Linked DNA regions of Homo sapiens: all the other regions are linked to region 1. The links are chromatin loops, found by intact Hi-C in ENCODE. Cell type or tissue: heart right ventricle. All regions are shown on one strand.

Region 1 (8,000 bases):
CACTTTAATCATAGGTAGAGTCTCCTCTACCTATGATCAATAAAAAAGAAAAAAACGATTCCTATTTTTTAGGGTTTTCATGAAGAGTAAATGTGGTAATTCATATAATACACTCAACAAATGTTAGTTCCCGCTTGTTCTTCATAAGCATATTTTTCTAGTCCAGTAAATAATCTTCTATATAAATCATAGAATGACAAGTGGGATAGTTTCTGGGAACCTTAGAGGGTCTGATGAGGCCTCCCTGGGAATCTTAGAGGGTCCGACGAGGCCTCAAATTTGAGATAGGTGGCATAAGGGCCCACACATTCAAAGAGAGAAATTAGACACATTCCTTTCAAGGTAGCCACACTGGTCCAGCAACCAGTGCCCACCAAAAGCCTAGCAATTCATTTGATAGCAGATTTCTTTCATGGAATCTGAAGGGTAGAGAATCACTGCAGATACACAGACCCAAGGTACAACCAGATCACAATGCAGTGTACAGTAAGAGTTCTTACAGAAACGTGACACGTGTCCCCTGAAATTTGGGAGCACAGAAGCTGGTGCCTGGATGAGCCTGAACACAGGAGGATGTCTTGAGCTGCCAGCAACATCAGGGCCAGCATGCAAAACAGCAGAGGGCCCACAGTCTTACATAGCTGTAAATATTCTGAGTTCCAATTGAACTAGTAACTTCTCATAGCAAAATAGGAATTGCTTTCATGAACCAAAGACAAACATATATATATACCTACAAAATGGAAAAGGAGTTTAAGGTTTTATTATACTTTTCATATTGATGAAACATTGTTTATGTAATTCAAACATATATGGATAAAAATATGTTAAACATGTTACTGCTATCAAACCATGAATCCTTAAGTGGCTGTAGCTGGAGGCAGAAATATTTGAATATGTTATTCAATTCTTTGGAATAAAATTGTGCTCATTTCAGCAGCATATATACTAAACACTGGAATAAAATTATATTTGAAGGTGGGGTACTTACTTCCCTTTATTATAAATAGTATTTGTTCTGTATACAAGTATAGGTAAATAAAACCACAGAGAGTAATATCATTGAACTAATAAACTATTAGTTTAGTTGAATCACATACTTTCTATGATCAAAAGCTATTATCTTTTCCCAAAACAGTTAAATACTTCTAGTGCCTTGGGATAGACTGTTACATAAATCAGCCAAAGATAGCCTCTGTATATTAGCCTCAAAGTTGGTTGTTTCTCCACTGCAGGCTGAGACCCATTAGCTCAAAAGCCCACTGACACCAAACTTAAATTTTTACACATCCAGTTATTTTAAAAATAGCCTGACCAAGAAAAGTTTAGCTGCTTAGAGCCTGTCTGCTTTGCATACCCCGCAAAATCTCACCCAGCAGCTGTTACCTATTCATAAGACAGGGCCGTGTAGTTATAAGGCCTCAAGCCAAGCTGGGCTCTCTGACCCAGAGACTCTATGTAAGCTTCCTCTCCAATCTCTCTCTCCCTTGTCCTCCTCCCTCACCAGTAAGGCTGTGAGGGACTTCTCCTCTCATGCAACCCTGGCCAAGCACCAACAAACTTGTCACTGCCTCTCTTGTGGACATCCTGTTCCTTGATCAGCCCCATATCCCTCGACCCCCTACATAGACTAATTACAAATTCAGTGAAAAATTATAAGATGCTGCTGATTATGGTTAAGATATAACTATAGAAAAGAAAAAATTTGTGAACTGCATCTAAAATTCATTAATTGTAATCTGAGACTATTAAGAAAAGTTGTGAAATTTTATATGGATTCAAAAGATGTCAATCTGGGATAGGCAAAGAAATATGTCTCAAACTTAAAAAAATTCTTCCTATTTCCACATGCATTCAATAGGAATGGACCATCATCTTGATTCTCTCATTTACTAGTTGTGGGAATTTAAACAAGTTTTTCTTTTTGAAGAAAACTCTCTCTGAACTTCCAGTTCTGTTCCAATAAAATGGAATTAGTCGTGCTTATTTGCAATGTTATTGTGGGTTACTGTGAATATTATTTGAGATAACAAGTGTAAGTCACCTGCCACATAATGGGTTTTCAAAGTTCGTTAGCTCTCTACCCTAGACATGATAACAACACGTTTTCTTGAAAAGAAAAACTATCACTAACATATATAGGAAGTATTTCATTGATCTTTACAAACAGTATTTTCAGGAGTAATTTATTAAAGAAAAAGCTAACATTCAAAAGGCAGAGATGGCTCAAGTCACTCGCCTGTGAATAAGGCTATTCTTACTGTTCCCTGTCCTTGCCTTAAAAGAAGTTTTTATAAAACAAGTGAGTTGAAGAGTTTCCTTCCTGCTTTCAGCACTACTGTGGTTTCATTTGGAAGACAATGTGGTCTAGTGGGAAGACAGAACAAGGATCTTGGAGCCAGCTGATTCCAACACAGTGTAGAGGAGGCTAGCCACAAAGTCACCAACCTGAGACCCCAGGCAAATCCCTTGACCCCCCAAGCCCCAGTCAAACCCATGACAACCAAGTAAAATGTGCTAAAATCTGACTCTCTTTTCCTGAAAGGAAGGCATCTTTTAAAGGAACCAAAGTGCCTTGAGAATTTTTTTAATAGTGTCTTTCAGAAACATGAATTCTGAATGAAGTAGCAAAAAAGTGATAATATGAATGATAATATGTATGATTCCAAATACCGGAATCCATACAGATGGCAATTTCTCCACATCCTTTATTGCTAAATATTTGGCTTAAGCTTCCATTATGCCAACCATGGTAAATGCTGATGTCTGAAGTGTTGATTCAGAAAAATAGGTATAAGGGATTTCTTACATACATGAAAGAACTCCCTTTCAATCCAAACTTTTACAAAATTTGGGCCAAACAATAGTCTCCATTTTGCTTAGAACCTCACATTGAACTTCAGAACATTTTTAAGATTTTTGTTCTAAAAGTATCTAATCCAAGGCAAAGAACTGGAGAATATTTGTTGTAGAAAAAAAAAGGAAGACATCATTTAGTCAACATGTAGTTGCATAATGAAAGAGGTCTCAGGATGCCTAGCTTCTATATTAATTTATATTTCATTCTAGACCTCAAATAACATTTGGATCAGCTTTTAAATCCATCAAGCTGTCAAAACATACATACACACATCCAATAAGCAAAAATCTCTGTAACACATGCCCAAGGATCTAATGCCACCTAAAGGCAACTGTAGCTAATTGCAAAAACAAAACAAAACAAAAAAAGGATATATGACAAGATATTAAAACTTTTCTCCCTGGATATAAACATAAATGATATGTTCTTAGCTTAATACATTCCTATGTTGCTTACAGACAATACCTACTAAAGTGAGTGACAAATTTAGCATAATCAATTTTAAAATACAAATAGCTACTCAGGGGCAAAATCTGTGTGTTTGTGTGTGTATGTGTTCAGTATTACAATAAATCAAATAAATACAATTAAAACTAGGGTAGAGTCTTTTTAAAATTCAATGCTGAATAGCCAAAAGGTGAAAGCAACCCCAGTCTCCATTGAAAGATGAATGGAAAAACAAAATGTGCTATATACATACAATGAAATATTATTCAACCCTAAAAAGGAAGGAAATTCTGACAGATGCCATAACGTGGATAAACCTTGAAGGCAATTAATTAAATAAACCCATCACAAAAGGAGAGATGTGATTCCACCCATATGAGGTACCTAGAGTAGTTAAATTCATACAGACAGAAAGTAGAAGGGTGTTGCCTGTGGTCGTGGGGAGAAGAGAAAGTTAGTGTTTCATGTGGACAGAGTTTCAGTTTAGGAAGAGGAAAAAGTTCTGGAGATGCATGGTGATGATGGTTGCACAACAATGTGAATACACTTAATGTCACAGAACTGTACACTTAAAAATGGCTAAAATGGTAAACATTATGTTACCATATGTTTATGGTATATTTTACCACAATAAAAAAATTCAGTGCTGATATGAGAAGGATGAGATGCACTAACATATTGCTAATAGAAGTAAAAAGTGATGCAACCTTTCTGCAAAATGTGACAATTATGGAGCAAGAAAATTTTAAATGCTTATATCATTTGATTAATTAATTCTATACCTAGGACTCTAGCCAAAATATATATATAACAGAGATACATTCAAAGAATTATGTCCTAGGATGATCATCAAAGTCTTATTTATAACAGAAAAAAATAGGCCGGGTGTGGTGGCTCCCGCCTGTAATCCCAGCACTTTGGGAGGTAGAGATGGGTGGATCATGAGGTTAGGAGTTCAAGACCAGCCTGGCCAAGATGGTGGAACCCCATCTCTACTTAAAATACAAAAAAAAAAAAAAATTAGCAAGGTGTGGTGGCGGGTGCCTGTAATCCCAGCTACTCAGGAGGCTGAGACAGGAGAATTGCTTGAACCCGGGAGGCAGAGATTGCAGTGAGCCAAGATCGTGCCATTGCACTCCAGCCTGGAGGACAGAGCGAGACTCTGCCTCAAAAAAAAAAAAAAAACAGAAAAATAGAAAACAATCTACAAATTTTGTAACAGGAGACTATAAAACTAAATTGTAGAAAAGCCATATGGAATTGTTACAATTACAACCATATTTATAAAGAATAGTTAATGACATGCAGCATTAAATGGAAAAAGGAGATTTTTGTGTATTTTATCAATATTCTCTAAGTATTTCTCATGGCTAATTGGAATAAGTGTGTACATATATTTAACAATTTGTAACGTGAGGAAAGAGTTGAATTAACTTGCTCTTTGAAATATATCAGGAGGTTATTTTACTAAACTAAAGCCTCAGAACAACCCATGATCACATTATACTAATAGCCAAAACTATATTCTGTTTTAATTTAATGAGAAATCTGTTGAGAATGTTTAAGAATTTTTAAGGGTTATATTGAGATATAATTATCTTTTATTTTACAAAAAAAAATTGAATTTATTCAAAATTCACATCATATCTACCACTGTAAGAATCCATTGTGAGTGGAAATGTAATAGGCCCTTAACAGATTAAATACAATTTATTTAAAACCATCAACTCTCTCCAGCTACGCTTAGACTTCATTTGAACTTAAATGACATGATACAACTTTTAGATGAACAGAATGCTTGTTCTGTCACAACAAATAAAATAAGCATTTGTCTCTATGCCAAAGATAATGCTTTAAAACGTTGATTGCAAGCCAGATGCACACCTATAATCCCAGCTACTTGGGAGGCTGAGGCAAGAGGGAGGATCACTTGAGCCCAAGTGTTCAAAGCTGTTCTGTGCCATTATCACACCTGTGAATAGTCACCGCACTGCAGCCTAGGCAACACAGTGAGACTTTGTCTCTAAAAGCAAATAATTATAATAAAATAAGTGTTGATGGTTTTATTCAATCCAGTAACATTTACCAGTATGATATAGGTATTAGAGCTATAGAAGTGATGGCAACAGGAGGAAGCCAAATGCCCAGGCAGATAGGGGTGGGTCCCCAGTGAAACCACCTTCAAGCCAGAAACAGCCTGAAGGCTGAAAGACCAGACTGCTGGTTACAAATGAAATCCACAACCCAGAGAACTTCTATTTCTGTTTGCCTGCCCTTTCCCAATTGATTCTTTCTGAATAGTGCATTTTAACCAATCAAATATTGCCTTTCCCAATACTACCTATGGCCTGCACCTCCCCATTCTGATCCCATAAAAGCCCTGGACTCAGCCATATACAGGGCACTTTCCTGTCTTAAGGTAGGAGGACAACCCCCACATCTCCTCACCCCTGAAAGCTATTTCAACACTCAAGAAAACTCCCCGCCTTGCTCACTTTTCAGTTGTCAACATATTCTCATTCTTCCTGGATGTGAGACAAGAACTCGGGAACTGATGTGCAAGCAAGACTTGGCCCAGACGGGCCAAGTGAGCAGGCCATCTCCTGCAGCAGGTAGCATGCCCTGAGCAAGGCCCAGGCAGGGGCATCACCAGCCAGAGGTCCTTGACTGGCAAAGGGACTGAGAAAAATCCTGCATCAGGAGTTAACACAACAGACAAAAATCCCTACTTTTACAGGATTTACAATCTAGTGAGGAAGAGAGAAAATAAAGGAAATAGATAAGTAAAACAAAAAGTATGTTAGATTATGATAAGTGCTTTGGAAAAAGATAAAACAGAGTAAAAGAATACAGAGTACTAGAGGGGAGTAAGTAATGTGATGAGGAAAAGTGACCTTTGAGGAGGCATGAGAAAATCGAGGGATGTGTGTGTGTTAGCCCATTCTTGCATTGCTATAAAGAAATACCTGATGCTGGGTGCTTTATAACGAAAAGAGGTATAACTGGTCACAGTTCTGCAGGCTTTACCGGAAGCATGGTGCTGGCATCTGCTTCTAGTGAGGCCTCAGGAAGCTTATAATTGTGGCAGAAGGTGACCAGGAGTAAGGCATGTCACATGAAGAGAACAAGAGAGTCATGGGGGGAAGTACCACACTCTTTCAAACAACCAGACCTCACATGAACTCAGAGTGAGAACTCACTCATCACCAAGGAGATGGTGTTAAGCCATTCATGAGGGAATCACCCCAGTAACCCAAACACCTCCAACCTGGCCCCATCTCCAATACTGGGGATTACATTTCAACATGAGATTTGGGAAGACCAATATTCAAACCACTTCACTGGAGATATTTGGGTAAAGGGCGAAGGCATTTCAGGCACACAAAAAGGAGCCTAGTGTGCCTGGGGCAGAATGCACAAGGGAAAGAACAGGGGGTCAGAGAGGTGGGGAGAGCAGGAAATCATGTAGAGCCTCTCGTAGATCATCATTAGGATTTTGGCTTTTGTTCTACAAGACTGTCCATGAAGCCTGGAAATGTAAATAATTATGTTATTTTATTTTTTACAGATTGAAGATGTCCTGGATAGTGTTATATATATGAGCCTATGTTTTCAGACTTTATGAACACCTTGAAATGAGATAGAAAGTCATTTGGAGGGACAACTGAATGACACACTTCTGGTAGGTCCAAATGTTATCCTTCCACAGGTTAGCCTAGGATGTTCCCATCGTGAAGGCAGAGGAACCAGACAGTGAGTGGAAATGTGCAAGCACTTTTTCAAGCCCCTGGTTGAAAAACATCCCATTGGTCATATCAAATCACATGGCTGAGACCAGAACAAAATCCCAAGGCAGATCATCTCATCCAGAATGGGAGGGTATTACAAAGTTAAAAGGGCATGGATATGGGGAGGGGTGAAGCACTGGGCCCAATAATGAACACAACTCCCTGAGGGAGGGAGCTGCTGTAGGAAATTCTTATTTCTCAGCCAGATGAGAGCCTAAGAACCTACACTAGAGAACACCAATGCTAGAATCTGATCCACAGTTCCTGTGTAAACCATGGTTCTCAAAGGTCAATAGACCACTGGGAGGAAGGACAATATATTAGGTCTAGCAGCCAAGGAGAAGATGAATACTCAGAAGAATCCCTTATTAAAAGAGAGTGACTGGAAGAGAGTTAAAAGTATAATAAGAACTCTTAAAAGAGTTTCATGAATAGCATGAATGAACTAGGAACTCAGCGTCTCAATTAAAAGAGATGTTTAAAGTTGAAATTCAGGTTACTGGCCTGAAGTTCAAGTGAAAGAGATCTTGAAGCAAAGAACAAAATTACAAAGAGATGAAAATCATTAGGGAAATGATAAAGGATTTGAAGGATAGATCCAGAAGATCCAACATGTGAGTAATAGGCAATCCACAGGGGAATAAAATGAAATAATGGAAAAAAGAAAATAATTAAACATAGAAGAAGAAAATTACCTTGAGCTGAAGAAACATACGCATCTGCAGACTGTAAGGGCTCACTGAATTCCAGATGGTTTTAACAAGAAAACACACATTGCTGGGCACGCTCTTGTAAACTTAAAACTTCAAGAATGATGAAAAACTCATAAAAACTTCGAGGCAGAAAAAAAATTTACTCATAAAGGAAGAAAGACAATCTGTCATTTGACTTCAAATCTACAATGT
Region 2 (8,000 bases), 340 kb before region 1:
GCCCATGTAGCAGGTGAGATGACAGGGGACAATGCCTAAGGTTTACTGTATCTTCAGCCATGCAGAGACTTTACTTCTAGCTCCAGAATTCCCAAAGAGCAGATTCCCAACAGTAGCCAGAGGGGATATGTCATGCAGTATGATAAATCCCAGTCACCCTGAGGCCGGGAGGCACATCTTTAAAAATTGGGGGGTAGATGCTGGGGCATGGCAAACAACAGGTATCTGTCTTGGAGTCTTCTCCTGCCCACAAGTTCCTCCAATTATCAAAATGCTTCCCATCATTCAAGCTCAATCTTAAATGCCACTTCCTCTGTAAAAACTCCACTGATCTCCATCCAACCAAGTCTGAACTACTTCTTCTTCCCTCTGTGCTCTTCATTCTACTTTATTTTATAGTAAGTACATGTGACTGTAAACTCACGAGAAAGAAGAATATAGTATTTAATAGAATTAACTCTAGATTTTAAAGTCAGATCTGAATTGAAACTCTTCCACACTAACTAGCTAGGTGACTTTGGGCAACTTATTTAGCTTCTGAGTTAAATTTCCTCATTTATAAGAAAAATGACTGCCAAGTGCAGTGGTTCATGCCTGTAATCCCAGCACTTTGGGAGGCTGAGGCGGGCGGATCACCTGAGGTCGGGAGTTCAAGACCAGCCTGACTAACATGGAGAAATCCCGTCTCTACTAAAAATACAAAATTAGCCAGGCATGGTGGTGCATGCCTGTAATCCCAGCTACACGGGAGGCTGAGGCAGGAGAATCACTTGAACCCGGGAGGCGGAAGTTGTGGTGAGCCGAGGTTGCGCCATTGTACCCCAGCCAGGGCAACAAGAGCGAAACTCCTTCTCAAAAAAAAAGAAAAAAAAAAAAAAAAAAAAAAAGCAAGAAAAATGGTATAAGGAGTTGGGGACAGAGTAGTATCTCATATGTCCTTGGGAGGATGACAGACAATGTTTGGGAATCCCTTGCAGAGTCCTGGAACACAATAGGCTAGGCACTCAAGCATTGCTAGTTTTCTTTCTCCAGGTTTCTCTCTCTAGACTCTGAGTTCCTCAAAGATAAAATCTTCCACTGTGTTTATTAAATACTTCAAAGGTAAGTAGGTCTTCATCAAACATCTCTTGAATGAAATTCCTTTCAGGTGTCTTCCCAGCCAGATTTAGCTGGCTGTATTAACACTTATTAAGAGGTTCTAATTGCTTTGCATGTATCGGCTTAAACTTCATGATAACCCCAGGAGGTAGGCTTTATTGTCTCCATTTTACAGATAAGGAAACAGGTGCAGAAAAACTAAAAAACTTGATGGAAGTCAAATACTATTAAATCAAGAATGAGGCAAGAGCTCTAGGGCCCTCCACTTCTAATAGTTGATTTTTTCCATTCCTTTAATTAAACCTTTCCAAGAGACTTAATAGCCTCCTATGGCTGATGACAATGGTCTTCCTAAGATTTCACCAAAAATACATAGAGTTGCACTTAACCATGAGGGACCTACTTATGCACCATGTTGCAAACTCCACAGGTCCCCAACCAGGAGATTTCAATTTACTGGATGATCCTGGTGTTTTATCTGATAGAACTTCAAGCTGGCTACCAGCATTGCTACACCCAACTAACAACTTGCCTAACTGTCCCACCAGGCAACCATGGGAACTCAAAATTGGCTTTTCACTAGGAAAAGGATGAGGAATCCTAGCCTGCATTATCTCTTTACTTCACTGTTAAGCTTAATAATTTTAATATCAACTTTTATTATATCTCACCAGTCACTATTATCTAGATTGACTGAGCTTGAAATGACTTAGGTAAGTGGAAAATAGAGCGTATGGGAGAGTTCAAGTGATCCCCATACTTGCATGGCAGATGCATTTTTAAGGCATCTTCACCTCAATTTTGTGACAAGGCACAACTATATTATTTCCACTTGACAAATGAAGAAACAGAGATTCACAGAAGTTAAGTGACCCAGCAAAGATGTGCATGAATTTGTGTTATAATGTAGGACCTCTGTCTGGGGCGTTCTCTAATTATATCATGATGTTTTTTGGACACAAAAAGCAGCAGTAGAAATTTTTCCTTGGTCATAGTTTAGGGAATAAATGTATTTTGGGGGTGAAAAAGCAAGGCATTCTTTTCTTTAAAACTAGGTTTAAAAAGGGATGGTCCTTAAATTTCAGGTCTCATAAACACACTCCAGGAAAGACACATAAAAATGTAAAGGAGAAAGAATAGCATCTATTGGGCCAAGAAATAATCTAAGTGTCCTTCAATCTGTGTCCCTCATTGGTAAACTTTTTTGTGGGGGAATGGGTAGTGTTGGGATCATCCCAGCCTTAAGTAGACTGCAAAGGTAGTCATCTTCTCCTGCTGCAGTGTGAGTTCTCATCCCTCCCCCTTTATTACCTCCTCCCACAGTCACGCTTGTATCTTCATCTGAAGTTTAGAAATTGCTGCTTTGGTTGACTGCATGGTACTAACCAAAAAGTGCTGCTGCTGTAATTTCTAAAATTAAAAAGTTTATACACTTAGATTTTGGTAGTTTTTCTCAATTTTTCAAGGTGTACATGTCCTTTGTTTTGATTTAAATTGGCTCCGGTCTCTTCATGCTGCTGTGTTCGAGTCTCTGTATTAGTAATTTCATTCATGTTTGGTGGAGGATATTTGAGAAAAAAATTCTCAGAAGAGTAGCAAACTTTACTGATCCTAAAATCTAGTAGGTGAATAAAGGAAATGACAAATTTTTAATCAAAGTAAGCAATAATGACAGGTTTATTGAAAATTTCCAGTAGAGAAAACCCACTAGTTTTGGAATAAAAGTACTCAATGTACGAGAGCATAAGTGAATACAAAAGATTAACAGAAGGAAAATAAAACCAAACATAGTACAAAAAAATTTAAAAAGTTTGAAATGAATTCAAACTGGGATGTTCTTTAAATCCTCCAAATATTTAACAGAGTTACTAAGTTTGGCAAAAAATTCACTTGAAAATTAAAGCCTATTTCTGTACTGTAAACTCCGTAAAAACTGCTTATTAAATTCAAGCACTCCATATAACTGGTATTGAAACATGTAGGCAATTTCAGAATAGCAGGAATTATTCATTTGCTCTCACAGTTACATGAATTAACCAGCTGCAGAACTGCTTTTTGAAGAGTATGAGAAAAAAGAATGCCGAGAGAGAAAAAAATGATAAAAATCTCTAAAAAATGGAAACACAGCAAAATTCAGGTATCAGTTTGTTTCTTTAAAGCAACAAACTGAATTTTTACAGTATAGTCTACATTTGCAGTTGTCATTTCCCTCTTCCCCCCACCCACCTCAAATACTCCTAAATTCACTAGTCTAATCAATTCTTAACTTCCAAATACTCTGTACATACATATTTAGCAAAAAGCATATGCCTAGCATTATTCTGACAGCAAGTATGGTCAGCATACAATTTTAGAAAGATTATTATGTATATCATCAAGATTAACCTTTACTTAAACGAACAAAACCATCGCTAAACAAATAGTTTTAAAATATTATGAAAACCCATGAAAAGAAGACTCAACATGGGCTCTAAACCTGATAAAACACGTTTCAGAACAACTATTAATGCTAAACTTCTGCCCAACGATGACCTTAAAGTGCCAAACACCAAAGAATCTCTTAGGACCGTTTTCTAATAGACAATTTGTCCCTGGCTTGGCCATCTCTCCTTTAACTGTACACAAAGTCCTGCTAAAAGTCTGAATTTTAGTTGATTTTACAATAGAATGTTACAATGTAAACTAAACAGGTTCTTGATATCAACAGTATGTTACCAAGGTGTGTGTGTTTTTTTTTTTTTTTGTTTAAATTTCTGAATCCAACAGTTGGTCACAGAGGTCAAGTATTATCAAGGCTCCTTTGTCAGTTCTCAATCGTGTCTGACTCATCCATCCTTCAAGTACATGCAAGGCTCAATAGTTTTCCAGAGGCAGATGCCTGGGGCCATTTAAGATACAGATGAAATAGGATTATGAGGTGAACCCATTTGAGTAAGAACTTTATCCAGCCACTGGAGGGGGCCGTGCAGATGTATCTCAATCCAGCAGGGGGTGCTAGTAACATCCTGGCGGTGGTATTCTGCTCCCCAGCCCTAGGAAAAACATACTGGAGGTCATTTAACTTGTTTAACTCAGTGGTTAAACTTATTAAGTAAGAAGAGTTCACATAACCAAAGACTCTGATTAAAGCTATGCATCTTTCCTCCCTGACCCCCCCGCCCCTGGGGAGAAAAAAACACACATGCACAAACGCACGCATAATTTCGCAGGCAATTTCAAGGGATGGATGTTAGCTCCCCAGGGTCCATCCATGGATTCCAATAAGAATTGCTGGTCTTGAGGAATGAAGGTTTTAAAATACATTATAAAGTTATCTTAATAAAGACACTTTAAAACTTTTAATTGCCCATTACTGATAGTAATGTAATAGCTATTATTAAATTCTCATTTTATCATCAAGAAAATAAAACAAAAAAGCTATGCTAGACAGAATGACATTCAATTTCTTCCCTATTCAGCCACTGAAGGTCCCCCTATCAACACACAGCTCTTGATCTTTCAATCTCTGAGCAAAACGGGCAGGAGTACATTCAAGTATCCAAAAAGCTATTATTGACACCTAGCCATTGCCATGAATCAATACATTCTATCATTCATTTGTACAAGAAGGTAGCTTGGCAGAATTAGTGCATTAAGACAATACAGTTCCATAGAATAAAGTCACTATGAAAAAGAGAAAAGTAACTGCTACTGCAAAGATCAAAAACTCATTGGTGAGGGTGGACAATGAATGTGAAGTTCTGATTAATCCTTTAATCACTGTTTCATGAGGAATATCAGAGAAGGTTGGGTTCTATTTATTTCTGCTATCTATCTACTCCCGTAGTTTTAAGAAATACATCTGGGGCCAGGCGCGGTGGCTCACACCTGTAATCCCAGCACTTTGGGAGGCCGAGATGGACAGATCACCTGAGGTCGGGAGTTCGAAACCAGCCTGGCCAAAATGGTGAAACCCCGTCTCTACTAAAACGAGGTGTGGTGGTGTATCCCTGTAATCCCTGCTACTTGGGAGGCTCAGGCATGAGAATCACTTGAATCCAGGAGGCGGAAGTTGTTGTGAGTCAAGATCACGCCACTGCACTCTGGCGTCGGTGACAGAGAGAGACTCTGTCTCAGGCAGGTGATCACTTGGGGTCAGGAGTTTGAGATCAGCCTGGACAACATGGCAAAACTCTGTCTCTACTAAAAATATAGAAATTAGCTGGGTGCGGTGGCCACACGCCTGTAATCCCAGCATGCTTGGGAGGCTGAGGCAGGAGAATTGCTTGAAGCTGGGAGGCAGAGGTTGCAGTGAGCCGAGATCACACCATTGCACTCCAGCCTGGGCGACAGAGCGAGACTGTCTTAAGAAAAAAGAAAAAAAAGAAGAAAAAAGAAAATATATCTGAACATCAGAACTTGTATGAACTACATCTATGTAGATATATATATATCTACATAGATGTATGTACACTCATGCATTTGTAAATATAAACAAACTCCTAAAATTAATTTACAGGCTTATGTGCAGGTTTCCTCCATCAGATAGCAAGATCTTTGAAGGCAGGAATTTATCTTTACCTCCAATATACAGCATAATGACAGAAAGCAGAAGCTCTATAAATATGTGTTCAGCTGAGCTGACTTGGAATTTTCAGACATAGAATTTAAAGTACAAATAATTTATAAAATGTGTTTTATGTTAATATCCAAAAATGATCATTTTAAAAACAGCACAAGATTGGCTATTGTTAGTAAAATGTTCTAATTTCTTTAAAATGTTGAATGGGAGAGGACAAAGTATGCAGTCCTTATAATAAAGAACAGTTTTGTAAAAACAGTGTGCAAATTTTTTGTTGCTAACATATGATAAACAACTTTTCTTTAACATTCAGCAGGATTTTTAAATAATATTTACCTTCAGCTCTCCAAATCCAACTTCCAGGCTAAGTTCATTATATCTTGTATAACTCTCCATTCTAGTGCTTATCAGATTATAATTAAAGATATACTAGGGCATAAGGATCTTGATGATAAGAGACTTTAGGTGCTTTTTCATCTTTGTATTACTTCTCTGAAATAGTGCTAAAATATCTGCTGAATGAATGAAATCTAATAAATTTTGAATGCATAACTTTGCATTATAAATACCTTTTATTAGTGTAAAGGTTGTTTTTACTTGTGTAAAAGTAAATTATTAAAACTCTACAAAAGTAAAATAATTAAAATTGATTGGGTAAACAATAAGAAATGAGTTTGAGCAGAAAGCTAATTGGAACATTAAAGTAATAAATTCTCTTAGAGTGGTCCTTCAATAACAGACTCACTGAGGGACCTCAGTAATAATTACCACAGTTCTCAACTCCATCCACCCCCATTTCAAAGACGATAAACCTGAGAACCAGAGAAGAAATCTGTGCCTTAATCACACAGTTAAAATGGCAGAAAAAACTGGAAACCGCATCTCGACTCTCAAGAGCTGTTCTTTCCTCCATACCAATTAAAACAATAAACAAAAACACTTCTGGCAGGTCACTGTTCTTATTTTAAAAATCATTTGAGCCAAATGCTAAGTCAAAAATTAAACAGCACATGTTAACAATGAATAAGATAGTTCTTTGTAGTCCCATATGTACATAACATATAGGTTAACCTCTTTAAAGGGTAAAAAAATTTTCTTAATACTAACAAGGTACCAGACTCAACTACAAATAACTGTTGAAGTATACTGCAAAAAGCAAACAAGCAAACAAACAAACAAACACACAAAAACAAACACTAAGGGAACACACTGAAAATCTAAGATGCTTTAAATAAGTAGGAAAAGTAACTATATTCAGGAAAAGATATCTTTGATCTAAGGGATGATTAACAAGTAAGGCTCCAAAATTATCCTCAGTAATAAATACATTACAAAACAGGTTTAACAACAAGTTTGGTGAGCTTCTGAAGAGAAGACATAAAAGATAATTGCCTCACTCAAACATATAATTAGTTCTGTTTCTCAAAGTACGAGAGAATGAAATTTATTTTTGAGAATTCAGAGACAGGTCAGTTACTAGAAAAGTCACTGACTCAGAAATCTAATCAGACATTTAAGGTTTTTAAGATTTCAATGGCATCTTAAAAATTTTTATTTCTCAGAGGCAGAACATGAGACAGCAAAAAGATCAATTATTATGAGCAATGTCTTTAACCTCTTCCCTCATCAAACCTTACAATGCAATCTTTGAGCTAAGGCATCTATTTATCTTGGGCAAGGGCCTTATTAACTTCTGAATTGTAAGAAAATCATGAAGCTTACTGAAACCACTAAAAAAAACCTGACCAAACACAATTTCCAATGTGATGAACTTTAATTTTTACAAAAAGATCACTTGCTTACTGTTGAAACAAAAACAAGCATTACCATCATAAAAGTACAAAAAACAAAGAATGAAAAGGAAGGAAGATATGCTTACTCAACTGATCTCGTAAAACAACCATGTATTTAAATTATATGTTAAATATATAACATAACATATTCTACTGGTAATACAATAGCTAAAGCGGTGCTATCTGAATAAGGAAAAGGCTAGTAAAACCTACTGCTATTGATATTTAATACAAGTACTCCTATGTTCCAATGATATTTTCCTAATAATTGAAATTTTTGTTAAAGTTTAAAAATGCCTAGATAATAAGTCAGCTAATATGATAATATGTTATCAAGAGGATATAGATTCATATATCGCCAAAAAAAAAAAAAAAAAGCACAGCAAAAGTATGTTAGGCCCTAAATGGAGGAGTCGGAGCTCACTTACCTTCACAAAGCTCATACGTATAGTACACATTTTTGTAAGCTCATAGACTGTCTCAAATCCATGGTTCACAGACTGTGCCAATAACTGAGCAAATTCTTGGTTGTTAAAAATTTTCAGACT
Region 3 (8,000 bases), 390 kb before region 1:
AAATAGTCCATTTTGTGCTGCTGTAACAGAATACCTGAGACGGCGTAATTTATAAAGATTAAAATAAACATTTACTTCTTAGAGTTCTGGGGGCTGAGAAGTGCAAGGTTGAGGGGCTCACTTCTGGTGAGGGACTTAATGCTGTGTCATTCCATGGCAGAAAACGGAAGGGCAAGAGAGGGGAAGAGGGGTGGGTGGGGAGGGGACTGGCTTCATCCTTTTATGCGGAACTCACTCCTGTGACAACCAACTCATTCCTGTGAAGTGGCATTAATCAGTTTATGTGGGCAGAGGCCTCATTACCTAATCACCTCTCAACACTGTTGCATTGGGGATCAAGCCTCTAACGTGAATTTCAGAGGACACATTCAAACCACAGCATTCCACCCCTAGTCTTCAAACTTTATGACTTCTCACCATGCAAAATACATTCATTCTATCCCAATTGTCCCAAAAGTCTTGTTCTACATCAGTCCAAAAGTCCAAAGACCGAAGTCTCATGTAAATCATGTATGGGTGAGATTCAAGGCACAATTCACCCTGAGGCAAATTCCTTTCCAGTTGTGAACCTGTGAAATTTAACAAGTTATCTACTTCCAAATATATATATATGTTGTGACAGCATAGGATAGACATTCCCATTCCAAAAGGGAAAAATAGGCAAGAAGAAAGTAACAGGACCCAAGCAAGTCTAAAATCCAATAAGAAAAATGAGTTTTAAAGCTGGAGAATAATCTCTTTTGACTCCATATCCCACATCCTGGGCACACCAGGATGGGGCAGGGTCCCTAAGGCCTCGGGCAGCTCCATTCCTACCGCTTTGGTGGACTGTCTACCCAGCAGTGCTCAGATAGAAATTTCATGCCTCCAGCTTTCCCAGGTTGGAGTTGCATGCTGGTAGCCCTACAGTTTTGTGGTCTTGGGAGCTGCCCCACTCTCAAGACCACTAGGCATTGACCTACTGGGCTGTCCACATTCTTTGAAATCTAGGTGGAAGTCACCATGTCCCCACAGCTCTTGGATTCTACACATCTGCAGAATCAGCACCACATGATGCCACCAAGGCTTACCGCTTGTGTCCTCTGGAATGGCAACCTGAGCCACAGCCAGGCCTGCTTGAACCACTGCTGGGGTGACAGGATTACAGCACTGGCATACAGGGAGCAGAGTCTGGAAGTCGCCCTGGGCAGCAAGCCCACGGAGGGCACTGTGGGTTGTCCCCCCAAACCATTCTGTTCTAGAGCTCTGGGCCTGTGATGGAAGGGAGCCTCAAAGATGTCTGAAATTCCTTTCAGGTCATTCTCCATGGTCTTGATGAATATCACCTGGTTTCCTGCTAGCCATACTAACCTCTTTAGCAAATAGTGGCTTGGCCATATCCTCGGTTTGCTGTCCTAAAGACACTATTTTACTTGTGACCTGAGAAACCAAAAGAGATGCCCCTTTATCAACTAAGACAGACCCCAAGTTTAAAGAAACAGATACTTTTCTTTGAGGGTTCAGTGCTCAGCTGACATGATAACTTCTAAATTCCTATGGCTATAAGAATAAACACACTCTTATTAAACTCCCTAACAATAGGAGCTTTCATGTAAATTATCAAGAGCCCTCATAAACTCTGATTTACAACTCAGACCACTTCAACTCTGATTGGACAGAAGACCTACCTTATAAACACACTTTCCTAATGAGTAAGTATAGACCTTAAGCAAGTTTCAGCAAGCTTATAGAGACTGTGCACAGTCTTCGTATCCTACAGTTCACCTTTTAACATGGAGCCAAATTTCACCCCATTTTAATGCCAAAACCCCACCCCAAAGTGAACATGGGTTATACATTATATATGCCTGCCTATTGCACATGCACTCAACTCTCCACATAAATATGTATAGCTTTTCCCCAAACCTGCCGAATATGTATGACTGCACAAGCCCTTTGAGGCATAAGGGCCAACCTGCCCTTTTCATCTTCAAAAAAGAGCACCTTCAGCACATGCCATTGATTCTTCTCAGTTTGCAAACTGATATTGCCAATAAAGCTCTCCTTTCTACCATTTAGGCATTCTGGTGGTGTTTTGGACAACACACTCTCCATGCCCAGGCTGCAAATTTTCCTAATCTTTCTGCTCTGCTTCCCTTTCGGTATAAATTCTAAATCACCTCTCTCTCTCTCCCTCTCTCTCTCTCTCTCTCTCTCTCTGTGTGTGTGTGTGTGTGTGTAGCTTTCATATCTTACATTTTATCTTATTTTGCTGTATACAGTTAAACATATCCATGCAACTCCTTCAATAATTTGCTGCTTAGAAACTTCTTCCACCAGATATTTTAGTTCATCTCTTTTAAGTTCTGCCTTCCACAAAGTCCTAGGAAATGGACACAGTTCCATCACAATTTTCTGCAAAACACGGATAGCTTTTAATCCAGTTTCCAATGCATTGTTTCTTATTTCCATCTGAGACTTCATCAGAATGGCCTCTACTGTCCATATTTCTACCAGCCTTCTGGTCATGACCACTTAAGTAATCCTTAAGAAGATTAGGCTCTCCTCACAGTTCTTGTCTTCTCACCAGAATTGCCCAGTGCTCCATTCACAGCAGTCGAGGCTTTTCTATTTGCTCCTCCAAATTCTTCCAGCCTCTATTTGTTACCCAGTTCCAAAGCCACATCTACATTTTCAGGTATTTGTTGTAGCAACAGCCCCACTCCTCAACACCAATTTTATGTCTTAGTCTGTTTTGTGCTTCTATAACAGAATGCCACAGACTAGGTAATTTATAAAGAAGAGAAATTATTCCTTACAGTTCTGGAGGCTGGGAAGTCCAGAATCAAGGGTCCCACACCTGGTGAGGCCTTCTTGCTCCATCATTCCATGGTGGAAGGCTTGGAGGGCAAGAGAGGGAAAGAGTAGGCAAGGGAAAAGAGTAGGGAAGGGGGCTGAACTTATCCTTTTATCAGGAACTCCACTCCCATGACAATTATGCACTCCTGCAATAATGGCTCCATTCATCCCTTAATGAGAGTAGAGCCCTCAGGACCCAGTCACCTCTCAAAAGTTTCACTTCTCAACACCATTGCATTGGAAATGAAGCCTCCAACACATTAACTTTGGGGAACACATTCAAATCACAGCAACCCTGCATGCTTTCTTCTACTCTCACTATTATCGTGATAAAATAATTTATTTTTTAATAGAAAGATTTCCAACATACAGATCTGTCCCACATGTATCTCTTTCAAGGATTTATAAAATTAAACATTTCTCTTTCAATAGATCATTGAGAGGATTGGGGACTATAAATCACTTTTAATTTTAAAAAGTATTTTTGACCCTTAAAAAGGTTTTAAGTTACTCATCTTCACAATTGTTTATTTTGACTGTCGATTATGCTTAATATAATGAGATTAATTTTCAAATTTCACTTGGTAAATAGAGTTCATAGACCTTTCTTTCCAGAAGTTGCCTTTTTAAAAAAATGACTTTTATTTAAATGTTTTTTCAACCTTTATCTTTTACAGTTTTTAACTTCATGTTACTTCTAATAATTCTGAAAACAATTATTCCATTTTGGTATAATTTTCTAAACTCACAGGGGAAGTCTGATTTTCTTTTCTTGGTATGAACATAAAGGGAAAATCAAATGTGATGGCATGGTAACAACTAATCGCAGCTGATATTATTAAACTATTTTATGGCTATTGTCAACATCCCTGTGAGATAGATGCTACTGTTATCCCATTTTACATACAGGGAAACTGAGACTCAGGGAGATTAACCAATGTGCCCAAATGTTACATGATAGTATAAAAGTCTGGCTTTGAGCTCATGTAATTGACTTCAGTGTCCACATACTTAATCATTGGTGCTTACTTTTCTGTGAATTTACTAAAGTAACAGGATTATTTCAGATTCCCTAACTTATTATGATAGTTCCAATTTCAGTGTTATCTATACATAAGATGTGATGAAATGGCACCATGTTGGCAAATGTTTCGATGTAGCGCACAATTTCACCACATGATGGTGCCAGTGAAGTGAGAAGTCATCTGCTGCTAGTATTTGACATTAGGCTCAGACCTAAATATGTCAACAGAATGTAGTAAAAGATGTTTAAAAATTTTTTTAAAGAGCAATCATAAATAATTATAGACTAGAGTGTCTTTTGAAAACATAAGGAATGAAAACATCACAAATACAAAAAGGGTAAGAGTAATTGACTCATAAAACTTAAAAATAAAAAAGATGAGCTTTTGTATTCATAAGGAAGTATGTAGGACAGATGTCAGAGACTTTCCACAGGAAGGAAAACACCAAAGGAAATGAATTAAATGAGGGCAGGTGACTTAAAAAAAATGAGACCAGCTGTATAGTGATGTAGCTCCAGGGTCAAATGGTTCCAGTAAGATTCCACAATCAGTGCAAACGAGTTAGCAAAAGCCAATGACTAAAAGATTTTTAAAAACCTTTAATAGACATTACTACTTCCTTTTCTAATCTAAAATAAGTATTATTTTTCCCTGCATTATCAAAGATGGAAACAACAATAGAAGGAAGAAGCATTGCTTTTCAGAAATTATTGAAACAAATCCTTACATGTCATTATTACAGTGATTCTCCAAGTTTGGTCCCTGGACCAGCAGCATTGACATCACCTGAAATGTTAGAAATACAAATTATTTGGCCACGCTCAGACTTTTACTGAACCTGAAACTTGGGGAATGAGGCCTTTCAGGGCTTTTGGATGCACCCAAAAGTTAGGGATCCACTGTGTTACTTATGGCCCACGCCTGTAATCCCAGCACTTTGGGAGGCTGAGGCAGGCAGATCACGTGAAGTCAGGAGTTCGAGACCAACCTGGCCAACATGGTGAAACACTGTCTCTACCAAAAATACAAAAATTAGCGAGGCATGCTGGTGGGCACCTGTAATCGCAGCTACTTGGAAGGCTGAGGCAGAAGAATCACATTAACCTGGGAGGCGGAGGTTGCAGTGAGCTGAGATCGCGCCACTGCACTCCAGCCTGAGCAAGACTCTATCTCAAAACAAAACAAAAAAAAGGATAGAAAGAAAACAAATTCACCAAAGCATAATTAATAATACAAAGATATTGGAAATGCCAGTTTAATATTAAAGAAATATTAAGTAAATAATAGTATATTGTCAAGGCATTTAAACATGATTCTGTTAAATAATTTTTAATAATGGAAAATGCCTATTATATAATAGCAGAAGAGTCTCAATTATGTAAAACAATTCTAGAAGAAATATTAGAAGGAAAGAAGCAAAACTAGTTATTAATGGTTGCCTTGGAGTGATGTGATTAAATATACCATTTTCCTCCTGCCTGATTATATTGCAGATGCTGTTTTCAAATTTTATATGAGAAACTATTTTACTCCTATAAATAAGTCTTATAATGATTAAGGATGTTGGGGGGGGGGGTACTTTCCAAAGTCCTACTCAGAGGTTACACTCTTGCCCATTTTGTTCTAACTGTATGGTTGGTAAGAACAAAATATGACACAGATGCCAGTCCACAACATAACCCACCTTCCCCTTCCACATACACCAAAAAACCCCACGGTCATCATGTTGCTTACTGGAGAAAGAAGACATAGAAAGACCATTCTGGCGTAGTTTATATGTATTCAATGTTGAAAGGGAAGTAGGGGATTAAAATCTGACAGTGAGAAAAAACAATCTTGTTATAGACACTAATCACATGCTTTGCCAAGTATTGTTAGTTAATGAAAATATTAAATATTCTGAAGTAATATAAGGGAAAATATCTTTATGTGTAGATAACAACTTGCTTAGACATGTTACCCCTAAGAAAGATTCTCATTTTATAACTGTGTCATTTGAATTAATGACCTGACAAATCAAGTAGTCAAAAAAATTCCAAGATTATAATTTAAAAGATTAATATCTATCTACCTATTTATGTTCATGTATATCTTGAATGTTAGACCCTAAATATGATTATTTCTTTTTGACAAAGATCTGTAGAATATATGCTAAAATTGATAACATTAGGCCATTAAAAACTCAGTATTTAGAAAATAATCTAAAACTTAGATCACATTCTCTAAAAGTAATAAAATACAATAAAAATGAATAACAAATGATTAAACAAGGGGAAAAAAGCAATCATTTAGAAATTTGGGAAGGAGATTATCCCAAATAAGTTATATGACAAAAAGGAAATAAAAACAATAATTATTGCTCCTTTAGAAAAGAAGTATATAAAATTACAAAACAAATGGGATGCATGTGAAGATGAACTCAAACAAAATATATTATTTAAGGAAAAGGAAATTAGAAAAATAAAGACAAAAATTAAAGAATTATTAAATAAAAGCCATTACAGTTATAAGTATACCAAAAGTTGTGTCTTTGAAGGAAAAAATAATACAAAAATGCCCTGAAGACAGAGGGCGGTGACTCATGCCTGTAATCCCAGCACTTTGGGAAGCTGAAGTGGGAAGTTGCTTGAGCCGAGGAGTTAGAGATCAGCCTAGGCAAAATAGTGAGACCCTGTCTCTACAAAAAGAATAAAAATAAATTAGCCAGGTATGATGGCATGCACCTGTGGTCCCCCAGCTACTTGGGAGGCTGAGGTGGGAGGATTGCTTGGGCCTGGGAGGATGAGGCTGCAGTGAGCCATGATTGTGCCACTGCACTCCAGCCTGGATGACAGAGTGAGACCCTGTCTCAAAAAAAGATAAATGCCCTGGAGATTTCTAATTAAGAAACACACACACGCAGAGACACAGACCCACAAACACACACACACCACAAATACACACACACACACACACACACCACAAATACCTAATACATTAGGAATGAAAAGGGGGATAGAAACACTTGGATATGCTTTTATAATTACAAAAGAAGATTTCCACTTCCAGCTGTATGGCAGGCTGGGTTATTCAGACCAACATTCCCGGCTGAAGGAAAGAATAACTTAAAATGCTGTATAGCACATGAAAAGTGAATCCTTTTAAGCAATAAAGATATGATAAGGTAGTAAGACATTTCCAGGGCAAAACCTAAAAAGAGGAAAGACCCAAGGTAGGAGCACAGCATTGAAACTGCTTTTGCCCTAAAAGCATTTGCTAAACCAAGCGAATTTGGTTTCAGTGGCCTTGTAGAGCACGGAAAACAGAACTCAAAGCCTAGTGTGTACTTGAGATGAACAATGTGAAGATCTAAAAGGAGGCCCTTCTGCCATAAAGCCAAGATACCAAAACGATATTCCCTCAGGAAAAAAGATAAACCAGAAATGAACCTGCTCCACCTCTGCCAGGAAGGTTAACTTGGCTCTAAGCAGAGCAGGGCTGGAAAATAACCACCCCTGAAAAGTTGTGAGCATATGAATGCATCAGGCTTTTTCACACAGTATTTACAACACCAAGGTAGTCCAAAAAACTTTAAACCATAATTTTAAGTTGTTTCCAAACTGATGGTGTTTCTATGCACTAGTCAGAGGCAAAGGCATCTTGACTTTAGGCCTCTAAGACAACTCAAAAATAATTTTCCAAGGAAAAACAAAAAGCAACTCACAGACAAACGTAACCAAGAACCACAAGGAAATAAGTCACTATGCACAAGACCCAGCAAAAAACAACAAAGAGCAGAAACAAATATACAATTAATTTAGATATTGTAATATTCCAGTTACAGGAAATAAAATGACTATGCTTTGAAAATGAAAAACCAAGTATTTTCAGGGAATAGGAAACTATTTTTTTAAAAACCTAGCATATTTAAAAGAGAACTAAGCAAACTTCTAGAAATAAAAAATATAACAATTGAAATATAAAACTCAATGGATAGAATTAACAACACACAAGAAGAAGTTGAAAAGAGAATTAGTGAATTTGAAGATTGGTAAGAACTATTCAGAATACAGAGACAAAAAGAAGTAGGAAGTATAAACCAGAGTTTATGTAACACAGAGCTTAGAGCTTCTTCATTTAAGAGTTTCTTAGGTTAAG

Evidence for each region. Hi-C counts contacts between places; a loop is a spot of excess contacts. Peaks named below come from ENCODE experiments on the same cell type or tissue, not always from the same donor. Only the 100,000 strongest peaks of a DNase experiment are listed, where the experiment ranks them.
Region 2: it touches region 1 in a loop (5-fold over the local background); 14 of 110 quality-filtered maps call a loop at or near these places.
Region 3: a loop joins it to region 1, with 5 times the contacts of the local background. A loop is called at or near these places in 48 of 110 quality-filtered maps.

Annotation. Positions count from the first base shown.
Region 1 is chr4:145,211,912-145,219,911 of GRCh38, reverse strand. No RefSeq gene overlaps it. Among named protein-coding and RNA genes, the nearest start is that of OTUD4, 35 kb to the right of the region's middle. RefSeq lists an enhancer at 1,310-1,399. In heart right ventricle, a CTCF peak has its summit at 3,190; a DNase peak (open chromatin) is centred at 1,511; H3K27ac peaks cover 713 bases.
Region 2 is chr4:145,553,921-145,561,920 of GRCh38, reverse strand. SMAD1 (SMAD family member 1) reads right to left here. Exons shown (of 7, transcript NM_005900.3): 6 at 7,881-8,000; 7 at 2,745-4,130. The coding sequence ends at 3,987. Among named protein-coding and RNA genes, the nearest start is that of SMAD1-AS1, 41 kb to the right of the region's middle. In heart right ventricle, a CTCF peak has its summit at 4,073 (motif pointing right); a DNase peak (open chromatin) is centred at 4,080.
Region 3 is chr4:145,606,018-145,614,017 of GRCh38, reverse strand. No RefSeq gene overlaps it. Among named protein-coding and RNA genes, the nearest start is that of MMAA, 9.4 kb to the left of the region's middle. In heart right ventricle, a CTCF peak has its summit at 4,005 (motif pointing right); a DNase peak (open chromatin) is centred at 4,017.